2 separate regions of the Homo sapiens genome follow, and region 2 is linked to region 1. A link is an interaction called in ENCODE POLR2A ChIA-PET data of the cell type or tissue named here. Cell type or tissue: PC-9. All regions are shown on one strand. Each heading gives the region's core, and the rest is flanking DNA. Links, peaks and the distances in the headings are about the cores only. Region 1 overlaps RPF1 (ribosome production factor 1 homolog). Region 2 overlaps PRKACB (protein kinase cAMP-activated catalytic subunit beta).

Region 1 (5,385 bases), core at 109-5,108:
CTGAACTCATGATCCACCTGCCTCAGCCTCCTAAAGTGCTGGGATTACGGGCGTGAGCCACCGCACTTAGCCAGACCAGAAGTCTTTTTGGATTCCGGGCTTTGGAATATTTGTGATAGATAATGAGGTATCTTGATGATTGGACCCAAGTCTGAACACAGCATTTATTTATGTTTCATATACATCTTATACACATAGCCTAAAGGTAACTTTTTTATTTTTGGAGATGGAGTCTCGCTCTGTTGCCCAGGCTGGAGTGCAGTGGCACAATCTCTGCTCACTGCAACCTCCACTTCCCTGGTTCAAGCAATTCTGCTGCCTCTGGAATAGCTGGGACTACAGGCTCACACTGCCACACCCAGCTAATTTTTTGTATTTTAGTAGAGATGGGGTTTCACCATGTTGCCCAGGCTGGTCTTGAACCCCTGAGCTCAGGCGATCCTCCCACCTTGGCCTCCCAAAGTGTTAGGATTACAGGCATGAGCCACCCCACCTGGCGTAAAGGTAACTTTTATACAATATTTTTAATGATTTTGTGCATGACACAAACTTTTGACTGTGACCCCATCACATGAGGTGAGGTGTGGAATTCCCCACTTGTGGCGCCATGTTGGTGCTTTATCAAAAAGTTTTGAATTTGGGAATATTTCAGGTTTTGGGTGTTTTTGGATTAGGGAGGCTAACCTGTGCCATGAATATTATGTTAAGTCCTTTTTCAGTACTTCTTACCAAGAGTCACCTGATAATTTTCTCATACTGGTTATGTTTACCTTGATCACTTGGTTAAGGTGGTGCCTGCCAGGTTTCTCCACTCTGAATTTACTGTTTTTCCCTTTGTATGATAATTAGTAAGTATTTGGGGAGGAGATAACTTGAATGTTACTCCTCAACTTAACACTCATTGTAAATCATTTTTTCCAGTTTGATAAGTGAGAAATTGTATATCACTGTAGTTTTAATTTGCAGTTCTCATTTTGAATGAGGTTGAACATCTTTTCATATTTTTTTCCCCTTGATTGATTGATTGTGTCTCTTGCCCATTTGTCTACTGGGTAGTGATTTTATATAGGAAAGTCAGGGTAGGCTTTATTGAGAAATTGACCTTTTAGCAAAGACTTGAAGGATGTGAGGAAATTAGCCATCTTTGGGCAAAAAGAGCCCCAGAATGAGAGAACACCCAGTGCACAAGCTCCAAGGCAGGAGTGTATCGAATATGCTTTTTAAGAATAACAAGGAGGCCATTGTGACTGAAATCAAGCAAGGGAGAGAATTGTAGAAGAGGTCCTAGGAAAGTATGATGAAGAAGAAAGACCAGATCAGTGACTTTGTTGGCCGGTATGAGGACTTTGGTTTTATACTTAGTGAAATGAAGAGCCACTGGGTGGGTTAGAATAGAAGAATGACGTGGCCGGGCACAGTAGCTCACGCCTGTAATCCCAGCACTTTGGGAGGCCGAGACGGGTGGATCACGAAGTTAGGAGATTGAGACCATCCTGGCTAACGTGGTGAAACCCCATCTCTACTAAAAATACAAAAAAATTAGCCAGGTGTGGTGGCGGGCACCTGTAGTCCCAGCTACTCGGGAGGCTGAAGCAGGAGAATGGCGTGAACCCGGGAGGCGGAGCTTGCAGTGAGCCGAGATCGCGCCACTGCACTCCAGCATGGGCGACAGAGCGAGACTCCGTCTCAAAAAAAAAAAAAAAAAAAAAAGAATAGGAAAATGATGTGATCAGACTTAATTTTTAGAAGTAGTTGGCTGCTTTACTGAGAATGTAGCTGGAGAGGTAAGTAGAGAAAGGAAGCTACTAAACAAATCCAGGAAAGAAATGATGGGCTTTCATCATGACCTGGGCCAGGGTAGTTACAATGAAAGTGGTGAGAATTGATCTGATTCTAAATATTTTTTCCCCTGGGTATATTTTGAAATCAGAGCTGCTTCAATTTCCTGACAAATTGGATGCAGAATATGAGATAAATAGAGGATTCAGAGATGGTATTAAGGTTTTAGACTGAGCAAATTAGAAGGATGAAATGGTCATTGACTAGATGTGGAAGACTGAGTGAAGGAGATTTAAGGGGAAATCAAGAGTTCAGTTTTGCATATATTATGTTTGAGATGACTCAAGAGTTTTTAGAAGAGATGTCAAGCAGGTAGTTGGGATGTGAGCTTGGAATTCAGGAAAGAGGTCTTGAGATAAATTTGGGGGTAACAGGCATATCAAGGGTGTGTGTACATAAAGGTTTCCCTAGAATGTTTACCTACAGTAGGATAATTTTGAGTCATGGAATGTGTAAATGTTTAACTTTACATAATTGTACCAAAATATTTTTCAAAGTAGTGGTTGTATCATTTTATACTTTTGTGGTACAAGAGTAGTGTTCCTGCTCATCCACATTCTAACCAACTCATGGTATGTTCAGACTAATGATAAAAGGCTGTCTCATTGTGGTTTGAATTTGTATTTCCTTGTTTTCTAATGTTGAGCATCATTTAATATAAGTTGTTTTCTTTAGAGATAAGCCAGTTCATGTCTTTTGCCCAGTTTTCTATCATGTAGTATATTTTACGCATTTGTGGAACTTCTCTATATAATTTGGATACCAATTCTTCATACATATTAAAGAAATCTTCCAATTCATGAATTCTCTTTTTATTTTCTATGGTGTCTTTTGAGGACCAGGACCAGAAGTTCTTGATGTAGTTGAGTTTTTGAAAAATTAGCACTTAAAGCTTTTTATGTAATATTTAAGAAACTTTTCTCTTTCCTGTGATCATAAGTTCTTCTTTCCTTCTAAAATAATTAAAGAGTTGCCTCTCGTATTTATTTGCTTGATTGTCAGGAATTGTTTTCTGTTTGGTGTGAGAATGGAAACCAGTTACTTTCCTTCCTGTCTCCCCAACCTGTCCTTTTGCATATATATATTTTGAATTAGTTTTAATGTACTCTTACAATTCTGTGTTCTACTTCTTAACAGTTCATTTATATATAACCAGTTTATCCAGTACTGGTTATATATAACCAGTAGTTATATTTTTGGAGTAGTGCAGCCTTTCCCCACAATGAATTGTAATGCCATGATATATATCAAATATCTATATATGCTTGGTCTTTTTCTGGGCTATTTGCTTCGTCAGTTTGTCACTGCATCATTAGTTAATTATTTAGCTTCATAATAAGGCTTCATATCTATAAGGGCAAAATGCTTCTTTCACTCCTGCCCCTAAATCCCCTCTCTTCAGATGTGTTTTGGCTTTTCCTAGGCCTTTGCTCCTCCATATAAATTATAAATGGCACTAAATCAGATCAATTTGGGGATACGTATGTATGTATATAATATATATTTACTTAGGTCTCCTTTAAATAGTGAAATGTATTTCATGTATTTCGTAATTCTCTTCATGGAAGTTGACACATAAATCTTGCTAGAGCTATTCCTGGATATCTTACAGTTTTTGTTGGTGTAAACTGCATGTCTTTGAAAATTGTTTTGTTAGCCAATTTATAAAAATGCAATGGATTTTTGAATAGTGATGTTCTAACCAGTAGCCTACCTAAATTCATTTCTAATTTGTTGGGATATCGTTTTCATTTTTCTGTTTAGATAACCATTTCTGCAAATGACAGTTTTCTTATTTTGACCCATTTTTCTCCCATTTTTGTGCCTTCTAGAACTTCTAGCCTAATGTCAAATAAATAGAAAAATCAACAGTGCCATCTTTGCCACGTTCCTGATTTTCAAAAGAATACTTCCAATGAGTCAACATTAATATTTGTGTCACTAGAGATAGATTATTATGAGTTAAGGGTTAAGTAAATTTTACTTATTCTTATGATTTTGTTTTGTTTTGTTTGTCATGAATGAATGTAGAATGTTATTAGATGTTTTCTTTGCAAATATTGAGGTGATTATGTGGCTTTTCTCTTACTGCATTAAACATCATAACCAAATTGGATTTATTAATTCTTTGCTTAGAATTAATTATATCTGTGTTCATGAGTGAGACTACAGTAATGTCCACTTTTCGTTCCTAATATTATTTTATTTTGGCTTTTTCTCTTTTTTAAATCAGTTTTTACCAAGATATCTATTCTCTTAGTCTTTTCTGAGTACTTTCTTCTTTGATCCTGTTGAATCTTTGTTTTCTAATTCATTTATATCTCCTTTTATCTTTATTATTTTCTTCTGCTTCCTTTGAGTTTATTCTGTATTTATTGATTTGCTCAATATATATTTTTTCTAATATGAGCAGGTATAGCCATAAAACTCTTTCAGACTACCACTTTTGGTATATTCCACAAATTTTAAAAGGTACTACTTTCATTAATGTTTAAATCTGAGTGTCTCTCAATGGAAGATTTGTCTTCTCGTAATTTCATTAGTTTTTTTTGGTTCTTTTTTTGTTTGTTTGTTTTGTTTTTTTTGTGGTTATTGTTTTTACTAACCAAGTTGATGAGGGAAATGAAAGTAGTTCAAGAGTAAACACATCTCAGTTTCTGCCCTGAAGTGATTTCTGACAATTTTATTCAGTTTTGTACTTGTATTTTACACAGGAGAAATCCACTCATCCATTCTCTTCACGTGTCCATTAATGTCAGTCCTTCCTAGTCTGTCTTTAAAGCCCCTATCAGCTAGATACTCAGTGTCCAACAGTCCTGCTGATGCTACTTTTAGAATTCTGGCCCAGTAGAGTATTTCTTTGATGTAAAATTATTCCTCTTCTCTGTTCTCAGGTCGCTTATGATGAAGCTACAGATGAATTTGCTTCTTACTTCAACAAACAGACTTCTCCCAAGATTCTCATCACAACATCAGATAGACCTCATGGGGTAAACACATTGATTAATTTAGTTCTTGAATTCTTAATTTTCTTATTACTTCTATTTAAAGTACTCTGTTCAGAAGAGTTAAACCATTAGTTAATTGCCTTAAAGAATGCCTGTGACTAAGTAAATAAAACGTAGCTCTGGTAATATGATGTAGGTTTACTAAACATGATTCTTCAAGATAGGATTTCTCAACCTCAACATTGTTAACATTTTAGCTGGAGAATTCTTTGTTATGGTGAGCTATCCTGTTCATTACAGGATGTTTAGCAGCTTCCCTGGCCTCTATGCTTTAGGTGCCAGTAGCAACCACACACCACTACCACTACCATCAGTCATAACCATCAAAAATGTCTCCAGACATTGCCAAATGTGTCCTCTGATGGAGCAGAATCGCCCCTAATTGAGAACCACTGCTTTAGGATGATCAGCCTTTGATAAAAGAGGACACACTGTTCGAGTTTCATGCTTTCCTCAATGTTGCTTTCTATTAATCATAATAATTATTATTTCTTTCCTTATGAATATGTACCACATAAGATTTTTATTCTTTTTTGAA
Region 2 (5,385 bases), core at 121-5,120, 260 kb before region 1:
GCCTGAGTCTTTCGTCATGCTTCTTGATCATATGTATGTGTACCCAGAGTGATAGACAGAGGGGGGCACTCCCCAGGCCTCCCAGGTGGTGTGCTAGGGCACTAGGAGGGGTGGCACTTAAAGGGACAGGCCTGTCCTCAGGCCCCTATTGGTGCACACAGATACAGACTCTGGTAGGCAGGGAAGGACTATTCCTAGGCCCCTGGATAAAATACTTGAGAGGTGGTAGGCAGAGTGAGTCTGTCCTCATGCCCCCAAATAGCATCCAGTTGGGCCAGTTCCCAGGTCCACTGAAGGTGCTGCAAGTACCTGGCAGTCCTGTTGTGGGGGCTGGGCATTGCTATCAGTGGCAGTGGCCCCAGGCAGGAGGCCCTCAGACTCTGGGGAGTGTATGCTTTGGCTTCCGGCCCCAGAAACAGCCTTCCCTAGTGTGCTGCCCTGCTTGTTCTTTGGAGTATAAGACACTGTGTGGGCTCGAGTGCTGGGGACCCAGCCGCACCATTGGGTCCAGCCAGCACTGTACCACTGGAACCCCTTTGATAGACATGGGGCACTGTCAGTTGGGCTCCAGGTGTATAGAGATGCATACTCTCTAATGGTAGTTGGCTTCTCAAAATGGCACTGTGCTTCAGCTTCTTGGGTCCTGGGGGTGGGTGTGGGACCTGGAACAAACTCCCTCTCTGGAACAATGCTATTGTGTGAACTCCAGGCAGGTCCCTATACTTGTCTCAGAATTCACGAGGGTTGTGGGGATCTTACATGGCTAGGATTGCAAGAGTCTGTGGTGGAAATGTGGACCACTGGGGATCTCTCAGTTACCCTTTCCCCATACTGGAGAACCTCTTGTGGCTGCCAGCTGGTCCCAGCTAGGCCAGCTGCTTCACTTCCTTTTGCTTATCTGCCTCAGATGTTCCCTGTCACTTCCCTGCTAAATTTCAGTGTTCTCTCTTAGAGGCTTTATTCAACATGTGATTATCTACTCACTGTTTTGGTCCTTCTTTGTGGAGGAGAGTTCTGAGTCAGCCATCTTGAAGCCCTGACCTTTATTTTTTAGGAGTTCTTTTTGTCTGTTCTTGTACTGTATATGTCACTGCTTTATGTAGCTTTAAAATATTTTAATATTAGATGGGTCCAGTTTCTTCACCCTTGTTTACCCTTTCCAAATGTTCTGTTCTCTTGCCCCATATGCATTATTTTAGAGTCAAGTTAGGTAATTTATATTTCCTAGAAAATCATCCTTATCTCCTGTATGTTTTCTCTTCCTTTTTTGATTAGACTTGCCAATGGTTTGTGGGTTTTTTGTTTTTTTTTTTGGTCTCTCTAAAGATTTATTGAATTTGGGGATTAACAGTAAAGTTGCATATTAGGAGAGAACCTGAATCTTGAGAATTTACCATTATGAACATGTTGCTTCTGCATTTACTCAAATATCTTTCGTCATTCAGTAAAGTTTTAGAGAACCCCCCTTCCTCCATATAGGAAGGAATTTATGTCTTAAAATTATTGCTTAAATTTATATTTTGGTTGCTATTATTAATGTGTTTGCTTTCCCGTTATAGTAGGATATGGGCAAAACATCATTTTTATGTTTATATTATAATTGACCATGTTACTAAATTCTGTTATTGATTTCCACATTTTTCAGTGATTCCTTTGGATTTTTATTGACAATCATAGGAGATTGGCATATCATTTTGTCTGTTCCTTTTCAGTATTTACATCTCATTTCCATTTTTGTTTTAGTACATATATTAGAATGTCTAAAACAATATTTTAATGCAGTAGGGCCCTTGAGCTTTCTTGTCTTGTTCCTGCTTTGAATGGAAGTGCCCAAGAATATACTTTCAGGGATCATTTCTATAATTTGTTGCCTTTCATGTTTTACCACCAAATATAAAGTTGGCCATTTGGCTGAGATAGGTATTCTTTATGAGGTTAACAAAACATTGTTGATTTCTAATACACTGTATTTTATCTTTTTTGACATGTTAGTGTGATGAATTATATGAGGGAGACATCCTCACTTTCCTGGAATGAATACCATTAATCATGGGGTATTAACATTTTAATATTTGCCTGAAATCTATTTGCCAAAATTTTATTTAGGGTTTTTACTTCTGTAGTCATAAGTTTTATTAGTCTACAGTTTCTGTTTTTTTGAAGTTGGGATTATATGGGATTCATAAAATGAGTTTAGAAAGTTTCCAGGCTTTTATTCTGCAGAAAATTTAGGAACATAGAGTCATCTTATATCTATTCCTTATAAATTTTAACAGACTAATTCTTGGGTATTGGTCTCTTCAAGTTTTTACTTTTTGACTCAATTTAAGAAATTTATATTTCCAATAAAATCATCCATTTCCCTTTCTAATTATCATTGCTTATATTATCTTTATTGTTGTATTTATTGTTAATTAATGCTATTTCGAGGTATATTCTTTAGATTGCCTTGAGGCTTGTCAACTTTATTAGTATGCTAAAGATTTATGGTGTATTTGAATCTTTTCATATTTATATTTAGAAATAAAATCTTCTGCCAAATAGCAGTCATTTACTTATCTATTCCTATTATGTGTTTAATTTTTAATAATTATTCCTAAAAGGGGATAGAACAGGAAGGCCACTACTCATTTAAAGTGTATGTGCTTTTCAGAGGGCTTGACTTATCCCAGGTAGTAAACAGGTAACCTACCAACAAGTGGCACACTGTAACATACAGATTGTAGTAATGGACAAATTGATTGACAGCCAAATCTTGAATTATCAATGAAACAGATGTAAGGATCCATGGACAATTTACAAATAAAAATAGCAGAGTACTTTAACCATTTGTTTTAATATCTTCTCAAGTATTATAACTATGCACAGCAGTGCAAAAATCATAGTAAATATGAATAGTTTTAATTGTCTTCTTTATTCTCTGATGCATCTCCAAATGATCAAGGAAAAAAAAAGGCAGAAGAAAGAAGTAGCCTGAACAACTCAAACTGTACAATCATTTTCTACACATGATTGCCCCAATAGGTTTGTTATTCTAAATTGCTGGCTGGCTAGACGTGAAGCAACTGTCTGCTTAGCTCATTCTTCTGGGTAGTGCAAAACAGCAGTCCCCAAAGCAGGGCGTGCAAGGCAACCAGCTCTCAAACAAAAAGATAATATTAGAAGTCCCATTCCTACTTATTTTTACCTTATTCTTTTTCAATACCTTATTTGTGTGTGTATCTTATAATAGTATAGTCATACATCTAAATAAATTGTAAGTAAATAACTATATATATGTTGATTATGTGTACTAGAAAATGTTTTAATGAAAGGGATATAAATTAAAAACCCTTGGAGAGCTCTGGGCCAGAAGTGGAGAATCATGAATATGAAACCTGCTTTAGCCGCTTATCAGTCATGTGAATTTGGTCAATCGACTCTTTTATAATCTGTAAAATGGGAGTAAGAACACCAGTCCTTCCTTCCTCACAGTGTTGTACTGAGAACAGAATAAAGCAACTGTAATTGTTTGTAAATTCTATAAAGGCTGTGCAGATTATGATTTTTTTTTTTTAGCTTTTAAAATCTTTTCCTCAAATGTATTCAGTACCCACATTTAATCTTTATAGAAGACCATATTCGAAGTAGTGGGAAGACATTTTACTTTTAGGATCAAAGGAGAAAAATGTTTAAGGTTTAACAATTCTCTAATTCTAAAAGAGTTATATTTCTTTCCAAACTCTCAGAAAGTTTTGATGGCCAGATATTTTAAACAAAATAAACTTGGGAATTAAAAAAGGAAAGCAATTAAAAGTAAGTCTGAGATTTAGCTGTAACTTGAGGAGAAAAGAATTTTTACAAGAGGGATAGGAAAAGATAAGGTCTTAAAAACAAGGAACTAAAAATTAAGACTGAAGTTTTGTAACCTTAGGAGCCAGGATTTTGATGCCAACAGTTAATTATCCCAGAAATTTCTTTTTTTTTTTATTATTATACTTTACGTTTTAGGGTACATGTGCACAATGTGCAGGTTAGTTACATATGTATACATGTGCCATGCTGGTGCGCTGCACCCACTAACTCGTCATCTAGCATTAGGTATATCTCCCAATGCTATCCCTCCCCCCTCCCCCCACCCCGTAACAGTCCCCAGAGTATGATGTTCCCCTTCCTGTGTCCATGTGTTCTCATTGTTCAGTTCCCACCTATGAGTGAGAATATGCAGTGTTTGGTTTTTTGTTCTTGCGATAGTTTACTGAGAATGATGATTTCCAATTTCATCCATGTCCCTACGAAGGACATGAACTCATCATTTTTTATGGCTGCATAGTATTCCATGGTGTATATGTGCCACATTTTCTTAATTCAGTCTATCTTTGTTGGACATTTGGGTTGGTTCCAAGTCTTTGCTATTGTGAATAATGCCGCAATAAACATACGTGTGCATGTGTCTTTATAGCAGCATGATTTATAGTCCTTTGGGTATATACCCAGTAATGGGATGGCTGGGTCAAATGGTATTTCTAGTTCTAGATCCCTGAGGAATCGCCACACTGACTTCCACAATGGTTGAACTAGTTTACAGTCCCACCAACAGTGTAAAAGTGTTCCTATTTCTCCACATCCTCTCCAGCACCTGTTATTTCCTGACTTTTTAATGTTTGCCATTCTAACTGGTGTGAGATGATATCTCATTGTGGTTTTGATTTGCATTTCTCTGATGGCCAGTGATGGTGAGCATTTTTTCATGTGTTTTTTGGCTGCATAAATGTCTTCTTTTGAGAAGTGTCTGTTCATGTCCTTTGCCCACTTTTTGATGGGGTTGTTTATTTTTTTCTTGTAAATTTGTTTGAGTTCATTGTAGATTCTGGATATTAGCCCTTTGTCAGATGAGTAGGTTGCAAGAATTTTCTCCCATTTTGTAGGTTGCCTGTTCACTCTGATGGTAGTTTCTTTTGATGTGCAGAAGCTCTTTAGTTTAATTAGATCCCATTTGTCAATTTTGGCTTTTGTTGCCATTGCTTTTGGTGTTTTAGACATGAAGTCCTTGCCCATGCCTATGTCCTGAATGGTAATGCCTAGGTTTTCTTCTAGGGTTTTTATGGTTTTAGGTCTAACGTTTAAGTCTTTAACCCATCTTGAATTGATTTTTGTATAAGGTGTAAGGAAGGGATCCAGTTTCAGCTTTCCACATATGGCTAGCCAGTTTTCCCAGCACCATTTATTAAATAGGGAATCCTTTCCCCATTGCTTGTTTTTCTCAGGTTTGTCAAAGATCAGATAGTTGTAGATATGTGGCATTATTTCTGAGGGCTCTGTTCTGTTCCATTGATCTATATCTCTGTTTTGGTACCAGTAACATGCTGTGTTGGTTACTGTAGCCATGTAGTATAGTTTGAAGTC

What was found. Peaks named below come from ENCODE experiments on the same cell type or tissue, not always from the same donor. Only the 100,000 strongest peaks of a DNase experiment are listed, where the experiment ranks them.
Region 2: POLR2A ChIA-PET joins it to region 1 with 18 read pairs; 2 of 35 experiments call an interaction of 5 or more read pairs at or near these places.

Annotation. Positions count from the first base shown.
Region 1 is chr1:84,484,900-84,490,284 of GRCh38, forward strand. RPF1 (ribosome production factor 1 homolog) reads left to right here. Exons shown (of 9, transcript NM_025065.7): 4 at 4,734-4,829. Among named protein-coding and RNA genes, the nearest start is that of RPF1, 8.3 kb to the left of the region's middle. In PC-9, for the core only: no CTCF peak of the experiment used is centred there; no DNase peak of the experiment used is centred there; H3K27ac peaks cover 709 bases.
Region 2 is chr1:84,224,973-84,230,357 of GRCh38, forward strand. The region is part of intron 9 of PRKACB (protein kinase cAMP-activated catalytic subunit beta); the gene reads left to right. Among named protein-coding and RNA genes, the nearest start is that of SAMD13, 74 kb to the right of the region's middle. RefSeq lists an enhancer at 1-793. In PC-9, for the core only: no CTCF peak of the experiment used is centred there; no DNase peak of the experiment used is centred there.